Regions from separate parts of the Homo sapiens genome. Here region 1 is linked to region 2. The links are chromatin contacts, found by Hi-C in ENCODE. All regions are on one chromosome and are shown on one strand. The core of a region is the stretch at or near the end of the contact, and the rest is flanking DNA. Distances in the headings are between cores, read along the strand shown. Region 1 holds the start of DNLZ (DNL-type zinc finger). Region 2 holds the start of TMEM141 (transmembrane protein 141).

The links. A loop is a pair of places that touch in the nucleus more often than their neighbours do. Pooled maps may share reads with other maps.
Region 1: a loop to region 2 is called in a map of naive thymus-derived CD4-positive, alpha-beta T cell, with 30 times the contacts of the local background. The contact joins the promoter of DNLZ here to the promoter of TMEM141 in region 2. A Hi-C loop is called at or near these places in 2 of 168 maps with a recorded cell type or tissue (both naive thymus-derived CD4-positive, alpha-beta T cell), 5 of 37 single-sample maps with no recorded cell type and 16 of 50 pooled maps.

Annotation. Positions count from the first base shown.
Region 1 is chr9:136,362,441-136,367,560 of GRCh38, forward strand. It overlaps DNLZ (DNL-type zinc finger), which reads right to left and starts at 1,304. Exons shown (of 3, transcript NM_001080849.3): 1 at 1,047-1,304; 2 at 549-688. The coding sequence starts at 1,274. It overlaps CARD9 (caspase recruitment domain family member 9), which reads right to left. Exons shown (of 13, transcript NM_052813.5): 9 at 4,776-4,817; 10 at 4,360-4,405; 11 at 2,701-2,777; 12 at 2,043-2,119; 13 at 1,516-1,961. The coding sequence ends at 1,862. LOC124902309 (a long non-coding RNA gene) reads left to right here and starts at 929. Exons shown (of 2, transcript XR_007061863.1): 1 at 929-1,012. RefSeq lists silencers at 660-939, 1,040-1,539, 1,570-1,669 and enhancers at 1,881-2,771, 2,772-3,661.
Region 2 is chr9:136,788,102-136,793,936 of GRCh38, forward strand. It overlaps TMEM141 (transmembrane protein 141), which reads left to right and starts at 3,243. Exons shown (of 5, transcript NM_032928.4): 1 at 3,243-3,323; 2 at 3,610-3,676; 3 at 3,846-3,929; 4 at 4,150-4,257; 5 at 4,718-5,216. The coding sequence starts at 3,270. The coding sequence ends at 4,731. RefSeq lists a silencer at 2,630-3,669.

The DNA of each region.
Region 1 (5,120 bases), core at 54-2,553, 430 kb before region 2:
TCTGATGGGAGGACAGTCCCAGCTCCAAGGGCCAGGTACCACCAAGCACCTGGCATGCTGGTCTCAGACCTGCTGTCGCTGTTACTGTCCTGCCCAGGACCTCCCGGCCAGGCAAGGCCCGGACCAGGCTCCCGGCACCACCTCCACTGCTCTCCCAGCAGCCAGGGCCCAGGCCACACCTCCTGGTCCACACCCCAAGCCTTGCTGTGGGCCAGCCACCCCAAGATGGCAGAGGGCAAAAAAGTTCCACGCTAGAGAGGGACAAGGCTGCCAGTGATGGCAGAGGGCAGGCAGAGGCAGGGAGGCAGGGCCACAGGGCTGGCAAAATTTAACAAATAAAAACGCACCCCCTACTTGGGGCATACTTAAACTCAAAAGCTATCTGGGCTTTATAGGAAATTCTCATTTAACTGTGTGTCTTGTATTGATAAGGTGGCTGGATTTCCCAGGTGAGATCTATAAACCTCAACACTAGGGCAAGGTTCCCCCAGGGAGGCCAGGGTACTTCTGGGTGGCCTTCTGGCCCAGCCCTGGGGTACAGGCCTCACCTCTTCCCATTCAGGTCCGAGAACCAGCCCAGGTTGTCAGCGATGATATGGTGGTTCTGGCAGCCGGGGCAGGTCACAATGACCACGCCTTGGTGATAGGCCAGCTTGGAGATGCGCTTGGAGGACCTAGTCCCGCAGACCTGGCTGGGACAGGGTAGCTGGTGAGGCTGTGAGGGCCGCCACGCCCCTCCCGGGAAGACCCGCCCCTCTAGGGGTAGCTCCAGCCACCTCACCCTCTCCAGAGAAGGCCCCGCCCCCGAGGGATAGCTCCACCCACCCCCAACCTCGCCCTCTCCCGGGAAGGCCCCGCCCCAGGGACGGCTCCACCCCTCCTCATGGTCCGCCTCCGCTCCCTCCCAGAAGCCCCAAGGGGTGGCTCCACTCCTTCCTGTGACTTGACCACGCCGCCTCCCGGATCCCCGGCGGGCCGCTTCTCCCCGCAGGCCGTGTAGCGTCAGATACGGGTCTGTCCCCGGTTCCGTCCCGCCGCGCGCCTACCTTGCAGGTGTAGACGAGCTGGTAGTGCGCCGCCTCCACGCGCCCCAGAGCCGCCGCGGGCCCCGGCCCCTGCTCGGAGCTTGAGCGCCGCCAGCCCCAGGCCCAGGCCCGCCGCCTCCCCGCGACCTCTGGACGGGCCCCGCGGCCCCACAGCCGCCTCAGGCAGGGCGCCCGGGGCTGCACGCGACTCAGCAACCTCGGCGCGCCGCGCAGCGCAGTCCGCAGCATCCCGCTCGCCGGCTCCGTCCGCCCTGCCCCGGCCCCGCCCCGCCGCCATCTTGGAAGTGGGCGCCGGGCGGAAGCGGCGTTCTTGGGCTTCCGTCTTCCGGGTCGGGGGCGCGCTGCGCTATGCCGCCCCCTGGCGGCCTGAGGGGGCCCTGCGTCCACGTGCAGCTCGCACCCCGAGGACACCGCGGGCCGCAGCGAGGAGGGACGGCCGCGGGGCTGCGCGCGAGTGTCCGAGCGGGAATGCGGGTCACCCGTGCTGTTTATTTACGCAGCTGTGTTTTCTAACACTAATACAATGCATGCATGTATTGTGTGTTACATGGTGAAACAGAACAGATCCTGAAGTTACACAGATGGCGTGTGCATGGGGGTGGTGAGCACCCGCATGGCCTCCGCAAAATGAGTGCCGCTTAACAAACGGCCCCAATGCCCGGCAGTCCGGCTGGGCCTTTCAGGGCACCAGATTCCTCGTTCCAGGCCAAGTCAGCGACGGCTCGGGGAAGTCTGCGCCCCAGGGCGTCGGCACCCCCGGGTGGCAGGAGGCCGGGCCGGTGGGTGTGCCCTGGTCGGGGCCTGCGCTGCTGCGGCTAGGAGCCCTCAGTGTCGGTGTTGTCGCTGCCCGTGGTGTTCTCCCGGTCCTCCTCCCCCTGCCGCCATCCTTTCTGCATCTTCCTGAGGGCGCGCTTCCTGTGAAGACAGGTGTCTCAGGCGCGACCCGGCTGCCGCTCCCCAGCCCGTTTTGGAGAAGCCTGGGGGCCGCCCGCCTACCTGCGGTAGTTCTCAAAACTCTCTTTGAGGCGCCGCCGCTCCTTCTCGGGCGGCTCCCCGCTGCTCAGGCCTGCGTCCTGGAGAAGGGGGAAGGCTCGGGCTCCGGCCGGCTCCCCTGAGGGAACCCGTCCTTCTCACCCGCCCCCCACTGGCCCCTGTAACTGCAGACTGGTTGGGAGGCGAGGAGCCCAGACAGCCTCAGCTCAGCGCCAAGCTCTCCCTGTGGGACCTGCCTGTACCCCTGGAGGTGAGCCGGTGTGGGTAGCCTGCATTTCAGATGCCAAGACACACCCAGGAGGCCAAGCCACGGCTCCAGCCTGGGGTCCGGGCCATTGTTTCTACAACAAAGCCCGAGGTGGTGCTTGCTCTCAGGACTCCTGTGTTCACCTCCTCATCCACTGTAAAGGCCCTCGGAAAACCAGGACCAGGCACATCCACGTCCAAAAAGCCCCCCAAGCTGCTGCAGTGCCCAAGAAAGGGGGATCCACTTCGCAGCCCAGACACCGCACCCCGAGCACTGTGGGCAGAGACCTTGTGGTCACTCCTCAGCTGTCGTCGGGGCCACCGCAGGGGGTGCCCAGGGCAGGGAGCCACTCTCCCTGTGATCGGTCACCCTGAGGCCCACGGCTGGGAGGACCCCACCCCGGGGAAGCCTTACATGGGGGTTCCGCAAAACCTGCTCCTGGTGCAGAGCTGCAAAGGGCTGTTTCGGGCTCCCCCCGCCGGCAAGGCAGCCTGGAAAGGAGAGTCGTGCCTGTGGGACCTGCCCATCTGCTGGGCCACGTATAGCACGGCTGCCCCACCCCTCCCCGGCATTGCAGTGGGGCTGTCTTCCAAGGCCTGGTGGGATCCCCACATGGGTCCAGTGTAGACTCTGCTTTCTGTAGATGAGACTGAGGCCTTATGGCCTCGCTTGCCTGTTCATTGCTCCAGGAGGCCGCCAGATGCCAGCCCAGGCCCAACGCTCCCGCCAGTGACCATCCCTCCCCCGAGCTGGCTGCCTGCCAGGGAGGAACGCCTCCCAGACCTCGGGGGAACTTAAACCCTGGGCCTGAGCAGCACCGTCCCCCATCACTCCAAAGCATCTGTGGGCATGGCGGCCCTGGGGAGAGAGTTGGGGACAGCTACAGTGGCTGTCTGGGTCCTCCTGAAGTGGGGGCAGGGGTACTGCAGCAATTGGGAGAGAACCTTCAGGCGGCTGGACCCCCTCAGAAACCGCCAGGACCTGGGCAGACCAGGGATCAGGACCCTTGGGCAGAAACCACGCACGTCCAGTCTCAGCCCCACTGCGGTGAGGGCCAGGCCAGGGCTGTCCTGGCCATTGGCAGCCCCTTAGAGCCAGCCCCTCCCCTGCTCACCCTCCAACCTTCACACCTGCCCCTGCTCCTGCCACAGCCACCCAGGGGGATGGGGGCAGTGCCTGAGCCGGACTCCTGGGTCCTGCTCGCCTCTGTGCCTACATGGGGGCTTGGCATCCCCATGTTCAAGTGTTCTGAGCTGCAGCCAAAGGCGCTGGTCTTCACTTCCCCGTCTGCGGCTCCTCCTTCCCCTTCCGCCTCTGCTTGGAGGCCACGGCCTGGTACTCAGGAAGCTTGTCCAACTCCGGTGCAGCCTCCCAGGACCCCTCTGCTGGGCCCTCCCCAACCCCTACCTGACAGCACCTTCAGTGCAAACACCTACCTCATCACCACTGCCCACTCCTGGACACTCGGGAGCTGCTCCCAGCTAGCCACCCAGTCCTTCCCCCAGACAGGCAGAGGGGGCCTGCCCTGCCCGCTAGAAGCCCCTGCCACTGCCTTACCCCCACTGCACCGGGACACAGCAGGCCCTTGGCCACCCCTGCATTCAGCCCTTTCCCTCAAGCCACGTGGGGCCCCATCTCGCCCCATCTTCTAGCTTCATGCACCTGGTCGTTCGCTCGTTACCACCTCCCTCTGTCCAGGAGGAAGCTTGGAGCAGCCAGGACTGGGCCTGCTCACCTCTGCACCCCGTGGGGGCTGCCCAGAGGGGCCCCACACTCTCAGGACGGTGGGCCTGCTCACCTCTGCAGCCCATGGGGGCTGCCCAGACCCCCACACTCTCCACCCCAGGGGACACTTGTCCCACTAGCTGGGGCCCTGGGTTCCAGCTGGGCTCTGTAGTTTGTTCTCTAGGTGACCTTGACCATTTTACTTATCCCCAGCCCCAGTTTCCCTGTCTGTGGAGTGGGGGTTGTGGGGGTTGACACAGGCATTGCGGCACGGGCTGCCTGTGCTGAAGATGGGCCTCACTTGGGGAAGCTGGGAGGCCTCTGGGTGTACTGCTGTCCCCACCTCACCTTTGTCTGAGAGCTGGGTGTCCTCCAGGTCCTGGGGGAGTGAGAGCTTCCAAAGAGAGTCAAGATGTCCCATTAGGCCACTTCGCCAAGGACTGGACCCGGCCACACTGCCCACCCCAGCCCTTGGCCCTCAGCTGGGTGCAGCCATTGCCGTCACCCCCTGCACAGAGCTTCTCAGAGACTCAGGTGCCCAGCAGACGGACATTGGGCGGCCAGGAGGTGGGCACTGTCCGTGCCTTACCTTACCCCTTGAGCCATCAGAGGCCTTAGCATTTGGCCACCTGCTCTTCCTCCACCCAGCCCAGCCCACCGAGCAGGGCCATGTGACGGGCAGTGTGGGGCTATGCCTGGTGGCAGCTCAGCCAGGACCCCAGGTGAAGGAAGGCCAGCCTCGTGCTGGCTGGGGTCTCACTCACCTCCTGGGACCTCCTGGGTGAGCCATCTTCCAGGTCGGAGCTCTGTGGTCATAGAAAATGGGGTGGGTGGGCTGTGAGGGCAGAGGGCTCCCCAGGCACAGGGTGGGCAGGGCACAGAGCGGGATCCTCCAGGGAGCCCTGGGCATGCCCTCAGCCACACCAGGCCCCCTCCATGCCCAGAACAACCTGCTAGGCTGCCTGATGGCCAGGCCCAGGACCCACCCCGGCCCTGCAGCCCCACTTCCTGCTGGGACCCTGAACTGCTCGTGTGCCCTCACCCCACTGCCAGGAGGGGTTTGGTTAGGTTGGGGCCCGTCACAGAGAAGGGTTGGGTCGGGAAGGCCG
Region 2 (5,835 bases), core at 1,993-4,492:
GTTACAGGCATCTGAACCGCGGGAGGAGGAGTTGATGGCCATCGTGGTTTAGACTCTGATGGCCCCAATAATTCTGGACCTTTTCCCCCCAATTTTAGTGGTCCAGAATATATTACCTCCTGTAATTGATTGTAGTCAACATTTTGCGCTGACCGAGGCATTACAGACTCTGCTACATATTTACAATGTGAACTTTCCGTTCCTTTCTCGAATTCTGTCCCTGCCTCTTCTTCACAATCTATTACACAGCTTTCAGGGGCATCAGAAACTGAAACGCTATCTTCTCCTGTTTGAAATGATTCTAAAGCTGCTTTAATAATGGCCCAATCATTCCATACTGTAAGTGGGATGATTTTACCTTCCCTATTTGCTTGCTTTAATTCTTTGCCAATTTTTTCCCAATCTTTTAGATCTAAAGTTCCTTGTTTTGGAAACCATGGGCAGAATTGTTCTATTGTTTGAAATAGTGTAATTAGATTTTCTGTAGAGGCTCTAACTCCCCCTCTTCTTAAAAAAATTTTAATGAAGCTGAGATAAGAGGCATATTTACTTTCAGTTTGTCCCATTGTTACCCTGGGTTCCTCCGAGTGCACAAGCTTACCGCGAAGCTGACCACGGACGTACTCGTTTTGTCCTAAACTATCACACCATAGCGTATCTTCACCTTACAGAACGGAACCCACGATGGGTGCCAGATGAAGGGGGCCTGCCCCTCCACACCTGTGGGTATTTCTCACAAGGTGGAGACGAGAGACTGAGAAAAGGAAATAAGACACAAAGTATAAAGGAAGAAAAGTGGGCCCAGGGGACCGGCGCTCAGCAAGTGCGGACCCACGCCAGCACTGGTCTCTGAGTTTCCTCAGTATTTATTGATCACTAGCTCTACTATCTCGGCGACGGGGATGTGGCAGGACTATAGGGTAATGGTGGGGAGAAGGTCAGCAGGAAAACATGAGCAAAGGACTCTGTGTCATAAATAAGTTTAAGGAAAGGTGCTGTGCCTGGATGTGCACGTAGGCCAGGTTTATGTTTGACTTTACACAAACATCTCAGTGCAGTAAAGAGCAGTATTGCCGCCAGCATGTCTCACCTCCAGCCACAGGGCGGTTTTCTCTTATCTCAGTAAATAGAATGTACGGTTGGGTTTTACACCAAGACATTCCATTCCCAGGGACGAGCAGGAGACAGATGCCTTCCTCTTATCTCAACTGCAAAGAGGCCTCCCTCTTTCACTAATCCTCCTCAGCACAGACCCTTTATGGTTGTCAGCCTGGGGGACGGTAAGGCCTTTCCCTTCCCACGAGGCCATATCTCAGGCTGTCTCAGTGGGGGGAAACCTGGACAATACGCAGGCTTTCTTGGGCAGAGGTCCCTGCGGCTTTCCGCAGTGCACTGTGTCCCTGGTTAATGGAGAATGGAGAATGGTGATGACTTTTACCAAGCGTACTGCCTGCAAACACATTGTTAACAAGGCACATCCTGCACGGCCCTAAATCCCCTAAACCTTGAGTCAATACAGCACATGTTCCTGTGAGCACAGGGTTGGGGCTAAGGTTACAGATTAACAGCATTTCAAAGCAGAATAATTTTTCTTAGTACAGATCAAAATGGAGTTTCTTATGTCTTCCTTTTTCTACACAGACACAGTAACAGTCTGATCTCTCTTTTCCCCACAAATGGCATTAAATTATTTCCATATATTATAGAGTAGGTCCTTCCACATTTTGAAGAGTAGCAAATCTAGCTTTTTTGTACAGACTTATAAATTATCTAAAGACTTCAGCCTTTTTTTTTTTTTTGAAACAGAGTCTCACTCTGTCGCCCAGGCTGGAGTGCAGTGGCACGATCTTGGCTCCCTGCAACCTCCACCTCCCAGGTTCAAGTGATTCTCCTGCCTCAGCCTCCCCAGTACCTGGGATTATAGGCACCTGCCACCACGCCCGGCTAATTTTTGTATTTTTAGTAGAGACGGGGTTTCACCATCTTGGCCAGGCTAGTATTTAACTCCTGACCTTGTGATCCACCTGCCTCGGCCTCCCAAGGTGCTGGGATTACAGGCGTAAGCCACCGCACCTGGCCAAGATTTCATCTTTTTACCTCATATTTCTTAGGAATTTAATGGTTATATGTTGTCTTTTTTCCCATGCCTTTTGGCTCAAGCAACACGTATATCAGTGTTGACTTTTTCTTTCTTTGATCTAGTTTAAAAAAAAAAACCACATAATAATTCTTTGAAGAAAGGAAGGGGTTAATTTTTTTCCCTAGCACTTTCTTGAAGATCAGGGACTTTATCGATGAAAAAGTAGTAAATAGTTATTTGTAACCTGTGTGAAGCAGCAGCCTGACTTGAAGTCCTCCGTTCTTGCTAATGGTTACACCAGTGAATACTAGTGGAATTGTTTGGGCTGATTTTAGTTTCTCTTAATCAAAATTACTAGATGATAGAATTCAAGAACTTGTACATGTTATTACTTGGTGTATCGATAATTATTTGAAAGTAAAGACTCTTTGTCATGCAAAACAAAAGGAGTTTGAGGCTCAGCTACTAAGCTGCTGGTTACAGAACCACTTTGCTAAACAGTGATTTTATACATCCCCACTCCGTGGTGGCTTATGAGAAATTCAATCCCTGATTGTAGTCCTCAAGCAAAATAACACTGACAATCATCAGGCCTCTGCAAGTGTGGGAATGAGGCCCGGCCGGGGGGAGGAGCGCACGCTCTCAGCCACGCCCCGCCCGGTGCCCGCCTTCGCCCCGCCCAGTCGTCGCCGGAGGTCACAGGGCCCAAGCTCCTAGAGGCGTGGCCAGGCCCCAGGCCCCACCCCTCTCCCCTGCGCTCTAGCAGGCTCGATCCATGCTCCGCCCCCAATCCAAGGCCCTGGCCCCTCCGCCTGCACCCGGCAGGACCCGCCTCTTAGAACCCGACACCTCCGCCTGCGCAGGCCCGCTCCCCGGTCCTGTCTCTCAGGCCCCGCCCCCAGGTCGCGTCTCCAAAGTCCCGTCTCTCAGGCCCCGCCCCCAGATCACGTCTCCCAGGTCCCGCCCCCTCCGCCTGCTGCCGCGCGGACCCGCCCTCAGGCGCCGTCTCCTAGGCCCCGCCCCCTCCGCCTGTTCCAGCGCGGGCCGGTCCCTAGGCCTCGCCCCCAGATCCGGGCCCTGCCCCTCCGTCCGTAACTGCGCAGGCCTGTCCTCTGGGCCACACCCCCAGGTTCCCGTCCCGCCCTTCCGCCTGCGCCTGCGCAGGCCCGCTCCCCGAGCCCTGCCAACCATGGTGAACTTGGGTCTGTCCCGGGTGGACGACGCCGTGGCTGCCAAGCACCCGGTGAGAAGGCCGGTCTGGGACGCGGGCCTCAAACCCCAGAAGCTGACCTGAGCGAGGCGGGGGGCCGGGGCGTGGGGGTGCCCTCGTCAGGGAAGAGTGGCGGAGGCTGGGGGCACTCTCTTGCTAAGGGGCTCAGGGCGTCCGGGTGGGCATAGGGGAGGTGGGACGTGTCCAAGCGCCCAGGGTCTCACTCCTCCACAGCCAGGGTGTGCCCAGAGGAGGGACAGGAGAGGCGGTGAAGGAAGAGGGCAGGGGATCGAGCCTTCACCCGCCTCTGCCACCCCAGGGACTCGGGGAGTATGCCGCATGCCAGTCACACGCCTTCATGAAGGGCGTTTTCACCTTCGTCACAGGTAGGCTGCGTCCAGGTGTCCTGCGGCTGGGAGAGAACGCACCCTCCCGCCCTGCCCTGACTCCCCAGCAGGGGGCGCCAAGTCACCTGCCCGCAGGTGCTGGGGGCCTGGCAAGGTGGGCCCTGGCTATCCCCGGGTACAGGTTGATGGGGACCTCGGCTCTTTGCAGGCACCGGCATGGCCTTTGGCTTGCAGATGTTCATTCAGAGGAAGTTTCCATACCCTTTGCAGTGGAGCCTCCTAGTGGCCGTGGGTGGGTACTCCAGGGCCCCTGCCTGGGCTCTTTGAGGGGTGGGTTTCTGCTAGGGTTGGGGCTGTGGTTCTGCGTCCCTGACTCTGACATGGAGCCCCAGGTCTCGGCGGGAGCCCCACCTGAGCCCACCCACCACGTCTGTCAGGAAGTAGCCTGTGCCCGGTTCTCTTAGCCTGGGAAGCACAGAGGCCCCAGCCCTCTTCCATTTCCTGCTCCACAGTTGCAGGCTCTGTGGTCAGCTACGGGGTGACGAGAGTGGAGTCGGAGAAATGCAACAACCTCTGGCTCTTCCTGGAGACCGGGCAGCTCCCCAAAGACAGGAGCACAGGTGAGAGAGCCTGGGGGTTAGCGAGAAGTGAATGCCACCTCTCCAGCACCCAGAGTTTTGGGCAGCCAAGCCTGGGTGCACCATGCGATAGGCTAGACAAGGTCCCTCCCTCTGGCCCGGCCTCCTCAGCATGTGACTGCCAGATGGGTTGGAGCTGGGGGTGGGCGCAGTAGACAGATCTTGGAGAGCTCCCTTTGAGGAGAAAGAACCAAGAGGGGCTGGGGTGCCCCTGAGATTGAGAGGAAGGGTGCAGAGTGAAGGGTGTGGCAAGGCCACAGCAGCCACGTGGGCACCCGAGAGGAGTGAGGCTGGACTGAGAAGCCCCGCATTGGACCCAGGCCTGGCCTCCACTGCCCGTTGTCCTTGTTACGGAACCCAGTTTCTGCCATGATAAAATGGGCACAGGGATGCCCAGCCACGATGGATGTGGTTCGAGCTTGTCTCTCTTTGCCTTTTACAGATCAGAGAAGCTAGGAGAGCTCCAGCAGGGGCACAGAGGATTGGGGGCAGGAGGAGTCTGGAACACAGCCTTCATGCCCCCTGACCCCAGGCCGACCCTCCCCACACCCTAGGGTACCCCAGTCGTATCCTCTGTCCGCATGTGTGGCCAGGCCTGACAAACACCTGCAGATGGCTGCTGCCCCAACCTGGGACCTGCCCAGGAGGTTGGAGCAGAAAGGGCTCTCCCTGGGGTGGTGTTTCTCCTCTAGGGTATTGGGATGCATGTTCTGCACTGCCAGCAGAGAGGGTGTGTCTGGGGGCCACCACCTATGGGACACGGGGTCGAAGGGGCCTGTACACTCTGTCATTTCCTTTCTAGCCCCTGCATCTCCAACAAGTCCAAGGTGACAGCTGGTGCTAGGGGCGTGGGGTTAATAAATGGCTTATCCTTCTCTCCACCCAAGTTTCCACCTGACCAGGTGAAAAACAAATCAGAAGGGTAAGATGATGACAGGTCACATGAAACCTTTATTACCCTACAGTTGATATATGAGGATCACATGCAAGTTACATACTGAGGATGTACAGGGAAGTTCCCAGCGCTGAACCCCAGAATTAGACGTTCGCATCAGCCCCGTAGGCCACGTGACACCACCACAGCCTCTCTGTATGGGGGTCTGCCTCTGTAGCACTTGGCATGTAGGGGCAGAGCAAAAGGGGCCAGGCTGGCCAGAGCCTGGCTGCTGGGAGAGGAGGGACTTGTGGGCCACGCCCACCTGCCTATCATTCCCCACTCATCTATTAGCCAAAGTCACTCCCCAGAGGCAGAGCTAGCCCGTTGTAGCCGTGTCTGTGTGGAGGGAAAGCTTCTGAGTGGGCAAGCCTACACACAGCCCCGAGCCCCAAGAGGAGGAAGAGGTGGAGACCAGACGGAACCTCCACAAGTCCATCATGGTTACAGCTGGCTTCCCCGCAGCACCGAAGACCCACAGCATGGGCCCTGCTGCCCCCGACCCAGCTCAGCTGCCACGCCTCACCTTGCCAGGCACTGGAAAGAAAGTTTATTGAGTACCTACTGGGCCTTCAGAGTGACAGGAAGCTCAAGTTGACAGTGGCTTCAGCAAGATGGAGCTTTAT